Regions from separate parts of the Homo sapiens genome. Here region 1 is linked to region 2. Evidence: read pairs that join two places in POLR2A ChIA-PET (ENCODE). Cell type or tissue: MCF 10A. All regions are shown on one strand. Each heading gives the region's core, and the rest is flanking DNA. Links, peaks and the distances in the headings are about the cores only. Region 1 overlaps RASA3 (RAS p21 protein activator 3). Region 2 overlaps GAS6 (growth arrest specific 6).

Region 1 (5,365 bases), core at 150-5,149, 230 kb after region 2:
AGGCGCCGGCAGGACGAAGCCTCCCGTGTCGGCGCCGCGTATCTCTGCGTGTGGAGGCGCCGGCAGGCGTTCCCAGCAGCACCCGCTGCTGCCCACACGGAGCAGCTCTCAGGGTCTCACTGCTTGCGGCCGTTTCCCGCCAGTGCCCCCAACACACAGTCTACCTCTCTGGGCCTCAAAGTCCTGAACTGCAAAAGCAAGAGACACAGCAGCTCTCGAAGGCTCCTCCGGCTCTGAGACGCCTCTAATTCAAAAGGTTCTGGAAATTTTTATTTTGGGAATCATTAAGGAAGCATCAATGATAATCGGTTGGTGGGAAAAAATGAGTATTTCCTGATAGGCACTGGACCCTCAGAACACCTCAACACGGCGACTCTCCCGGGATGCGCCTTCTTCACCCGCTGCATGGGAGAACACAGCTAGGCTGCTACGAGGCACCTGGCTCCAGGCCAGGCCTCAGGTCGGTCATCCCATGTCAGAAGACAGGCTTTCCGAAGGCTCCCACCGATGTGAAGATCCCACACGCAGCACACGCACACACGCAGCGCACACACGCAGCACACGCACGCAGGCAGCACCGCACACACACGCAGCACACGCAGGCAGCACACGCACACACACGCGGCACACGCAGGCAGGGTGTGTGATGAGTTCACAGGCACGAAGGGGAGAACATGGCCGGCGAGCTTCTCCAGAGAGGGAAGGGAGCCTGGGGGATGGCAGTTGAGGTTCCCGGAGCAGACGCAGCCTTCCTGGTGGCCGCGGCTGCCCCTGAATTTGAGGGCAGCCGCAGCACACCCAGCAAGTCGGACAGGGGCCCCTCCAGCCTCCCGGCCCTGTTTTGGAACTGACGGCTTCTGCAGCAGATAGAAGTCCTTACCCTCAAACACAGCTTGACTTTGCTGACTTTCCTTCTGACACCTTTACAGTGTGACCTGACGCTGACCATATTTCCCTTGGGATTTTACTGGGTTTTTTGTTTTTGTCTTTGGGAGTTTTTTGTTTTTGTTTTGTTTTCTGGGATTTCTTTGTTTTTTGCAACAAATGAGTGTAGATATTTAGCTGTAAGTTCCTGTGTTTCTTAAAAGGAGAGAGAAAAAAGCTTTTGAAAGTCCTGTGGGAGATGGTGTTTGTGGATAATACGGAACTGAGATTTGTTCCCACAGGGCCTCAAATCACAGCAGTAACAGCTGGGTCTTCCGAAGGCGGACACTGCAGGACGGAAACACACAAGCTTTCTGTGGAGTCCCTGTAAGACAGACGCCGTACGACATGAAAAGGCCGGATCCCCCTGCGCTGGCGCCAACACACCAGATTCATCCCTCCCTGCCTGATGATGCCCAGTCCCACCGCACTGGCACCAACGCACCAGGTTCCTCCATCCCTGCCTGACGATGCCCAGTCCTACCGCACTGGCACCAACGCACCCAATTCATCCCTCCGTCCCTGCCTGACGATGCCCAGTCCCCCCACACTGGCACCAACACACCGGATTCATCCCTTCCTCCCTCCCCACTCAATGATGCCCAGTCCCCCCACACTGGCACCAACGCACCGGATTCATCCCTCCCTCCCTGCCCGACGATGCCCAGTCCCACCGCACTGGCACCAATGCACCGGATTCATCCTTCCTCCCTGCCCGACAATGCCCAGTCCCCCCACACTGGCACCAACGCACCGGATTCATCCCTCCCTCCCTCCCTGCCCAACGATGCCCAGTTCCCCCGCACTGGCACCAAGGCACCGGGTTCCTCCCTCCCTGCCCGATGATGCCCAGTCCCCTGGCCCCAAAACACACCAGGTTCCTCCCTCCCCGCCCGATGGCCCCGTCTTTACCTCCTTCTCCTTGCTCACTGTCATCTGGGGCTGAGACTCTTTCTTTTTAATCTACTTTTGCTATGATGCATTTAATAAAAAAAAAAGTGGGGGGACAAAATGCAAGCCCATTTCCCTGCCTCAGGCTTCTGATGCCATCACCTCCAAGGCACTGGTTTTGTTTCCAACTGTTAATAAAGCATTGAAACAGAAAAAAAAAAAAAAAACTCCTGAGAAACATCCTGGTTGCTATGACGACAGCAACACCAGGGAGCCTGCTGGACGCACCAACATCCAATGAGCTGCTCAGACCAGGAGGGCTGGGGCTGCTGCAGCACGGCCTGGCCACGTCGCCCCGGGGCCTCGCCGTGTGTGCCACATGCACCAGGACCGAGCCTCTCCCTGCAGCCCCACAGCTGAGCGGGACGGGGGCTGCCCCAGCTCCCAAGCAACTGTTTCTTCTCCACCGCACCCCAAACAGTTCATTCAGTTACCTTCACCAAAGGTGCCTGTTCTGTCTCTCTTAGAGGAAACACGTTTTCTCTTTTTTTTCTGGTGCACAGAGACGTTCATATAAAAAGACAAAGCTGTCTGTGGTATACAGTAAGTACCTAATTATCTGTTGCATGCATGGATGAATAAATGAATTAAAAGAAAAGTAAACTGGTTTCATCCTAACAGCCAAATAAGTAACAGTTCTCATGACCACTTTTCCCACAGACCATGCCTCTAAAACATATGCGGTGTGTTCACCAGCCGGCAGACTGATGAAGACAGCCAACACAGCACCTCGCATCGGCTCTGAAAACTCAACTAACAGGAGTAAAAGGCAGCACTTAAACACATTTAATGTAAACAGCATAACACCGCAAAACCTGATTTCCAACTCCAGGGATCAGGCAGTGAGTAACAAAAACAAAGGCCCTGATCCAAAGCGTCATGACTCCCACGCCCACGGCAGCCCTTCTGGGCCATGGAGGGAAGCTGCACCCTCAGGGTGAGCACAGGCCCAGCCCTGACCGAGGGTTAGGATGCCCAGGCTTCCCTGGAGGCCCACACAGGGTCTCCAAGTGCTGACAGCGAGCTGTCGGGGCTGCCCGCAGCACCCGGAGCCACACCCCTGTACCCAGGAGGAGCTGTGAGGGCATGGGGAGGTCTCCACAGACCCCACCCAGCACTGCTCCTCCCTGCAGGCATCCTGGGGAGGGCCCTCAGGCGGGGCTGGCCTCATGTACTGCTCAACACAGCAGCGGGCGTCTCCCAGGCGCTCAGCAGCTCAGCTCAGCGCCCAGTGAAGAGGGCGGAGGAAGGAATGAAGGCAGCCACGGGTGAGGACGAGGGCCCAGGGCTCCACTGAGCAAAGCTCCTGGCACCAACCCAGACAGAAGACGTCCTGGAGAGGCCAGGGCTGTGCTGGTACTGGCCGCGTCCACCCAGGCTGGGCGCTCTTCTCTTTCCCACGTCATCACGGCGTTTTACTCAACTACAGGTCGGCCTCACTGAAATAACGTGGAACAGGTGATGGCGACAGCCCCGGTGCATGGTCCAGCGAAAGCAACCCCGTCCCAGCAATAAAGCCCAGGGCCTGTTGGGGAAGGAGACCCTGCGGGAGAATTGGAGGAAGTGCGGCTCTCAAGGCTCCCAACCTCAGCCTTTTAGTCGTCCCAACGCAAAACATTCAAAGGGGCCTAAAAATTTTGCTAGGCACACAGCGTCTTCTAACAACATAAAGTATTTACCGGAACAATAGTCTTGTGACTAAAATATCTGAATAAAGGATGAAGAGCCCCGTCTACTTTGGGCTATTTAGAAGCCTGGAACAGCGATCCCAGCCCTGGCCCCTGGGATCCTCACTCGAACAGGTCCTCCTCCAGGCCCTGGCAGGGTCTCAGTGAGGCACAGAAGCCTCTGTGCCATGCGTGGGTAGAGACCCCTCTCCGGGCTCTGAGCTGCTGACTGCAAGGCCCATGTGCCCCCTGGCTCCTGTTCGCCTCTGGACACGGGGGCTCCGTGACTGGCCTCTGAGTGGGCCTGAGTGCCCGTCCGCACTGGCCTCCCCACCCGGCACCCTCCGTGGGACGAGGCTGCACATCTCGGTGGGCTGACTGCGGTGCAGAGGCCATAAGAGGAAGAGGCGGGGGGGCCCCGAGGCAGGGGACACAGCGTCTTGAGGACACAGCATGACCCTGACCCCCACGACCCCTGGCAACACAAGTGCCTTCCCGAAGGGCCTGCGAAGCTGCCAGAAATAGGCAGAACTCGGCGAGGCCGTGGGAGTGGGGTTTCCTCTGGGCCGAGTCGAGGGCAGACGGCACCTGCTCTATCCTCACGCTCAGGAGGGGCAGAGGCCGCTGGGCTTGGATGGAGCCAGGCCCAGGTCTTGTCCAGGGCTCTCCAGGGCACCATGCTCCTCCCTCAAGAGGACTCCTGTGGGTTATGAATGACAGAAGCCCAGGCTGCCATCCTCAAGCAAGGCACCCCCCAATCCTCCTGGCCGGGAGGGGCTGCTGGGAGCCCCTGGCACCAGCGGGCTTCTGTGGGCGGTGGAAGGAGGAGAGGGCTGTGCGGGCTGATTCCAAAACTCACTGGGTGACACCACCTGCCCAGGGAGGGCCCAGCACTGCCGTCCAGGGGGTCTGCCTGTCGTCCAGTCTCCTTGAGAGCACCTCCAGCTCCCTCCAGTCTCCACGGCTCTTCAGAGGGCACGGGAGGTTCTGCTGAGGGGCGGGTGACCAGGCCCAGATGTTAAACCCTCCCAAATAACGGGCATATTCAATGTAATTGAAACTTCCACCACAGGGAGAATGAGTCTATGGTGACGGGGTGGCAGGAGGGGTCCTAGAAGGCGCCCACTGTGCTTACTGGAGGCCTGACCCCGACAACGGCTGAAACAGGGGTCTCCCCCAGGGGCCACTGAAACAGGGGTCTCCCCCAGGGGCCACCTCCCAGGGCACGCTTGGATTTCACTATGGGCTGTGCAAATGGCATCTGGTGGGCAGAGTGCAGGGTGTCTTCTGTTCAGTGTCCTGCTGCACACGGTGCCCCAGGGCACAGGGCCGTCCACCTAGAACACCAATAGTGCCGTGTGGCAGAGGGCCGTCCACCCAAAACACCAATAGTGCCCCTCGGCAGAGGGCCGTCCACCTAGAACACCAATAGTGCCCCTCGGCAGAGGGCCGTCCACCTAGAACACCAAGAGTGCCCCTCGGCAGAGGGCCGTCCACCTAGAACACCAAGAGTGCCCCACGGCAGAGGGCCGTCCACCTAGAACACCAAGAGTGTCCCACGGCAGAGGGCCGTCCACCTAGAACACCAATAGTGCTGCGTGGCAGAGGGCCGTCCACCCAAAACGCAACAGTACCCCAGTTACACGCTCCTGGTGCAAATGACCCTCCTCTCGTGCTTGGTGCAAAGGCTGTTAGCAACGGGCCACACAGGAGATGCTGCCACGTCACTCCAGAGACTCACGCGTCCCGAGACCCAAGTGATCCCTAAACGTCTAGGAGGAGACCTGGCCTTGGAGCCAGGTCAGCCAGAAGGTTGTCCAGGC
Region 2 (5,365 bases), core at 62-5,061:
TTTAAATGATGGAAATTGGAAATAACCTGGACATCAGCCAATATGCATGGGCTAAGTTCATATGATGCACCGGCTGGAAATGCCAGCGTGAAGGTGAGACACGCTAAGAGAGGGTCTCCTGTGCAGACAGAGTTGCAGAGGCACGGGACAGACCGTGTGTGCTAAGCCGCCACGCGTGTGAAGAGCGGAAGGCCGCTCACACATGTTTACATGTCTAAGCACAAGATTCTTGGAACTGTAACTACGGTGGTGTCTGACTGGACGACTCAGAGGCGGGGATGGGCTTTCACATCACACTCTGTGAAACATTTACATTTTGTTCCATGTGCATTTATTGCCTATTGCTAAAAACGTCAAAATTTACTTGTTTAAAAAAGAAAGTTTGGCGAAAAGGGAGCAGGCCTCGGCAAGGGACCACAGCTCCTTAAAAAACAGAACTATTCAGGGCCCTCCACAAACCACAGCCAAGCCTAAAGCCGCCCAAACCCACAGTGCTCCCAGGAAGGCGCAAAGGAGGCCGACTTACTTTGCACGCAGGTGGCGAAGCCTGAGTTTTTGGTGTACGGAGACCCATACTTGTTGATGCAGTCTGCAGGAAGAAAGGGAATGGATGTCAGTCATCCTTACAAGACCGGATGGACTGCAGAGCCTCTGCTTCTGAGACGCTCTGGAGAGGCAGTTACTCTGCTTACCTGGGGTGCTATCATCCTCCAGAAACAATGCCGCTTAGCTTGTGTTAATAAAAAACATGTTAGCCCCAACCCTGACAAACAGGAAACCACCTCCACCAACTCAGCGGAGTTGTGCACCCACAGTCAAGTGCGTAAAGCACCGCCCGCCGTTTCGAGGGGGCTCCTCCTGCCATACGGGAGAATCACCGGGAATGCTCAGTAAGTTCCTGACGGTACTCGAAAAGCTAAACTTCATTTTCCAGTGGACCCCCATTGGGAAACGCTGTGCTTAACTGGAAAGCCACTCTGCTTTGGAGAAAGCCCCTCCATGCTCTCTGGCTGGCTGAACACAGCTTGACAGCAGACATCCCGCTAGGGCGGCGGGGGGAGGCGAGGCCTGGCACATGCACATCCAGGGATAACCCGAAGCGTGAGGTTGTGCAGAACGGTGCGGGGCCTCTCGACCTGGCCCTTCAGTGGGTTACTGTTGCTTATCCAGGCGCAGAACGGCACGGATGAACAGCGGAAGGCCTCCTGCAGGTGTGCTGTGGACCGCTGGCCACCCCCTGCTTCAGAACTCAGTCCTCGCTGGTGCCTGGGCTTTCTGGGCCAGTGCCAGACCCACTGTGTTTGTTCCAGATATGGACCCAGGGAAGGACCCTTTAAGAGGACATTTACTAAAATGCACTTTGCAACATTAAAAAGAAGACCCTGGAATACATTTCTCTCCTTCTAAGTGAAATGCTCTCAAAGAGCTCTAAGATGGTGTCAGTTAAACGGGCTGACCCGGGGTCTCTGGGTTTCACTTTCTTGCTGTCCTCCCTTCCCAAGTGTACAGTGGGGGTCTCCAGAGGCCGCCCCACATGCACCAGCTGCTCTGATGGCTGAGATAACGTCTGGCATTCCCGTTCTTCAAATTAAACAGAAACACTATTCAGTGTTTTCGGTTTTAATTAAGAATACGGTAAATATCAGTCAATACAGCCCACATGAACATGGACCCCTTTGGGGTCCTCAATGACTTCAGAAGTGATTAGTGCTGAGGTCAGAAAACCGGAGGACAAAATCAATTACACGTCCTGACAAGGAGCTGAGCCTGGCATCAACTCAGAGAAGGGGTTTGCAGATAACAGCATTCACCTGAGGTTCCACTAACACGGAATAAAGCTGTGGTATAAAATAAAGAGAGAAACTTGTGTTTCTGACCTGCATGTTCCGGACAGTTCCACGTGCACCATGTGATTAAGAATCTTCCTTCCAAGAGTTACGTGGTGAGGAGATTCCTCCAACATGAAACACGCACCCCCAACTATGCCTCTACGACAACCAGAGTAGAGAAGTAATTGAGACTTACCTAAGTATCTTGGGTAAAAATAATCCTGTGGAAAAAGAAAAAGAAAAGGCAAGCATTGACCGGCACACTACGAGGGTCTCTGAACAACATAAGCATCAGCTGGTTAATCAGAGGCTGCTCTCGGGGCAGCCAGAGGGCCGCCCCACCCGGGGAACTGAGGGGAAGTGACCGGGGCACGACTGCTGTGAGACCAACAAGCAAAGGCAGGGCCATTTCCAGCTGCGTAGGAAGTGCTACCAGGTGTGTCCAGGGGAGAGGCCTGCCCAGGAGGACAAGAATGCTTCCAAGTAAAACCCCACTCTTAGTTCCCTGTTGACATAAGGGTCTCTAAAACCCAAAGACCTTAGTTCCCTGTTGACACAAAGGTCTCTCAAAACCCCAAAGACCTTTCTTTTGGCACACGGGCATTGATTTGCACTTATAGTATTGGTGAAACAAAATTGGTACTGGGTGAGGATGGAGGCTGTAATGAAGGGTCTTCTTATCCATGAAAGCGCACTGACGAGGTCCACATTCGACACAAGTGAGCTGTCGAGTCCTGGAACCACCTGCCTGTCACTTGGCCAGCAGAGGCCGGCCGGAAACTTCTTCAGGATCCTTTTGCCATGGCCCACAGATTCTAGGGCCACAGCCTGGTTAAAGCAGCCTCCAATCTCCAGCTTAGGGTCAACCATGCCAGCAGTTTGGCCCTAAATGCTCTAAACCAAGAGACCACAGTCATGGCAGAATAGTCCCAGCGGCCTCTCCATGCTGGGTATGAGTCAGCATTTTTACACTATTTTATGAAATCCTCACAAATAACACCCAGGAAGGTCTTTTTAATCCCATTATCAGGAATGAGGAAACCCGGCTTCAGGATGGTTGTGGGATTCACCTGGGGGCATGAAGGTCAGGATTAGCAGGCGCTGGTAGCATTTTGCAGAGTAGCAGACAGAGGCGGTAGGTACCCAGCGCCGTCTGCAACGCGCCTCTGGCTTCATGCGCTGGCTCTGCATGGCCTTTCTGCCTCCTTCCCACCTCTCTCCCACACTTGCTGGCCTTGCCACACCTTTTGTGGGAAGAGCCTGGAGGCCCCGCCCCAGCCTTGCCAACACCCTCCTGAGGCCTGCTTGGATGTGTTTTCACAAAGTTGTGTTCTAGGAAAGATGGGATGCTCTTAAACTCTTACTCCCTTAAGAGAAAGGAAGGGTCAGGGTGAGCTGGTGTGCAGCTCACGTGTCTGTTGGGAGGGCGGCCGCCCTGAAGGCCAGGAGGGCTGCAGACCTGGAACACACACCCTCATGCCTGCCCTCATTTCTCTCACTTCCAATTTTAGTCATGGGTTGGCAAACTCCAAGAAAAGGCAAGAACAGCCATACCAAGTGAGCCCTGGTGGAGTCCTGGAGCAACACGAAGTGGCACCAGGTTTCTAGGCTTGGAAGGAGAAGGGAAGTGATGGGGCTTTGTCTCAAAGCAGGAGGCTCTGGCTCTGAAATAAAAGACTTGCGAGGGATGCAAAAGGTGTCCTTTCAGGTTTAGAAGCCAGGGATTGAAAACAACTAAGAACTAGTGAGCAAACGGCCTAACTATACACAAATGCTTGCATTACCACAGCTTTACAGCAAGTGTGTTCTATTTTTCAAAATCAAGACTAGTCATACTACTTAATGTGTAATCTGTATTAATACCAAGTTTTATTGTTGCAAAAAGGCATTATTCATGGAAAAACTATGCCAATCTCCTGTCAGTTCGCCACACCTATGGGAATGGGGTTTCTGAAACCACAGGGTTATAGCCCTGGGCACTGTATCCTAATTTGCATGTTTGATTATTTGAGACAGTAATGGAGGCAGAAAGCATATGCTAATTCCACCGGCAAACTAGGGGAAAGATGGTTAAACCATGAGCAAGAGAAAAGCTAAGATGAATAAACCTAAAAACGCTATACACTCCTGAGAGAAAGAAAAAGAGACATTTCACATTTTCCTGAGAACATTCTGGTACACACTCCCAAGAAAGAAAGACATTTCACGTTGTCCTGAGAACATTCTGGTATACACTCCTGAGATAAAGACATTTCACATTGTCCTGAGAACATTCTAGCCAAAGATGTAAGACCCAGAAATGGCTTTGAGTAAAGGCACCCAGATAAGCTCCCTGACCTGCAGAACCAAACACAGAGCACTTTGTCCTCAAAACCCTCCCACCCCTGTCTGCACTACTGCTTGTTCAGGTCCATAAACCTTGGCCTGAAGCCCTGCATTAGCCATATCTCCAGAGCAGCACCCCCAGGAGTCCCCATGGAGCAGAGGCCACCACTCAGGAGGCCGGAATTTAGAACCAGGAGCTCCTTATGTACACACTGACTCTCTTTCTTCTAAACCTAGGAAGAGCAAGACCTATGGTAATGGGTTGGCGTGCTGGGGTTAGGTGAGGGCAACAGGGGGAAGAAGCTGGGATTCCCAGGCTGGAAATGGCGCCATTTGGCCCCTGGAAATCCTTTCCCCGGGGATCTGCTTCTGTTTTATTTGAACAGCTACAGATAAAAATAAGTGAGCAAACCCCAAGCCACTGCACTGTTAGCTGAAGCTTCAAGAGGAAAAAGACAACATCTACCTGCCCAGCACCGAGCCTGGTGCTGACTGTCCCCCAGAGGCCTCATGAGCCGTCACCAAACACATGGATGGATGACAGATGGACAGTGGATGAGTGCGTGAAAGAATGGATGGGTGAATAAATGAGTGGATGGGCAGATGGATGCATGAATGAGTGGGTGGATGGATGGATGAGTGAATGGATGAATGACTGAACAGATGGATTGATAGATGGATAGATGGATGGATAGATGCATGTATGGATAAATGCACAGATGAATGAATGAATGGATGGATGAGTGAATCGGTGGATAGATTAGTGAGTAGGATGGATGAGTGAGCAGACAGATGCATGGATGGATAAGTGAGTGGATGGGTGAATAACCAGATGAATGAATGAATGAATCAGTGGATGAATGAGTGAATGGGAATGAATGAATGGATGAGTGGATAGAGATGGATGAATGAACAAATGAATGAGTGGATGGATGAGTGGGTGGATGAAAGAATGAATGAGTGGGTGGATGAGTAAATGAATGGAGATGGATGGATAAATGAATGAGGATGGACGGATGACTGAGTGGGTAAATGAATAAATGCGTAGATAGATGGGTGAGTGGATGGATGGATGGATGAATGAATAAAACAATGAGTGAATAGATGGATGAGTGAGTGTATGAATGAATGAGTGAGTGGGTGGATGAGTGAGTGGCCAGATGAGTGAATGAATGAGTGGGTGGATGGGTGAGTGAATGGATGAATGAATG

Evidence for each region. Peaks named below come from ENCODE experiments on the same cell type or tissue, not always from the same donor. Only the 100,000 strongest peaks of a DNase experiment are listed, where the experiment ranks them.
Region 1: POLR2A ChIA-PET joins it to region 2 with 5 read pairs; 2 of 35 experiments call an interaction of 5 or more read pairs at or near these places.

What each region holds. Positions count from the first base shown.
Region 1 is chr13:114,075,967-114,081,331 of GRCh38, forward strand. All of the region lies in intron 1 of RASA3 (RAS p21 protein activator 3), which reads right to left. Among named protein-coding and RNA genes, the nearest start is that of RASA3-IT1, 31 kb to the right of the region's middle. In MCF 10A, for the core only: no CTCF peak of the experiment used is centred there; a DNase peak (open chromatin) is centred at 2,765.
Region 2 is chr13:113,846,001-113,851,365 of GRCh38, forward strand. It overlaps GAS6 (growth arrest specific 6), which reads right to left. Exons shown (of 15, transcript NM_000820.4): 3 at 2,026-2,050; 4 at 527-589. Among named protein-coding and RNA genes, the nearest start is that of GAS6, 15 kb to the right of the region's middle. RefSeq lists enhancers at 2,474-3,097, 3,098-3,719. In MCF 10A, for the core only: no CTCF peak of the experiment used is centred there; a DNase peak (open chromatin) is centred at 3,071.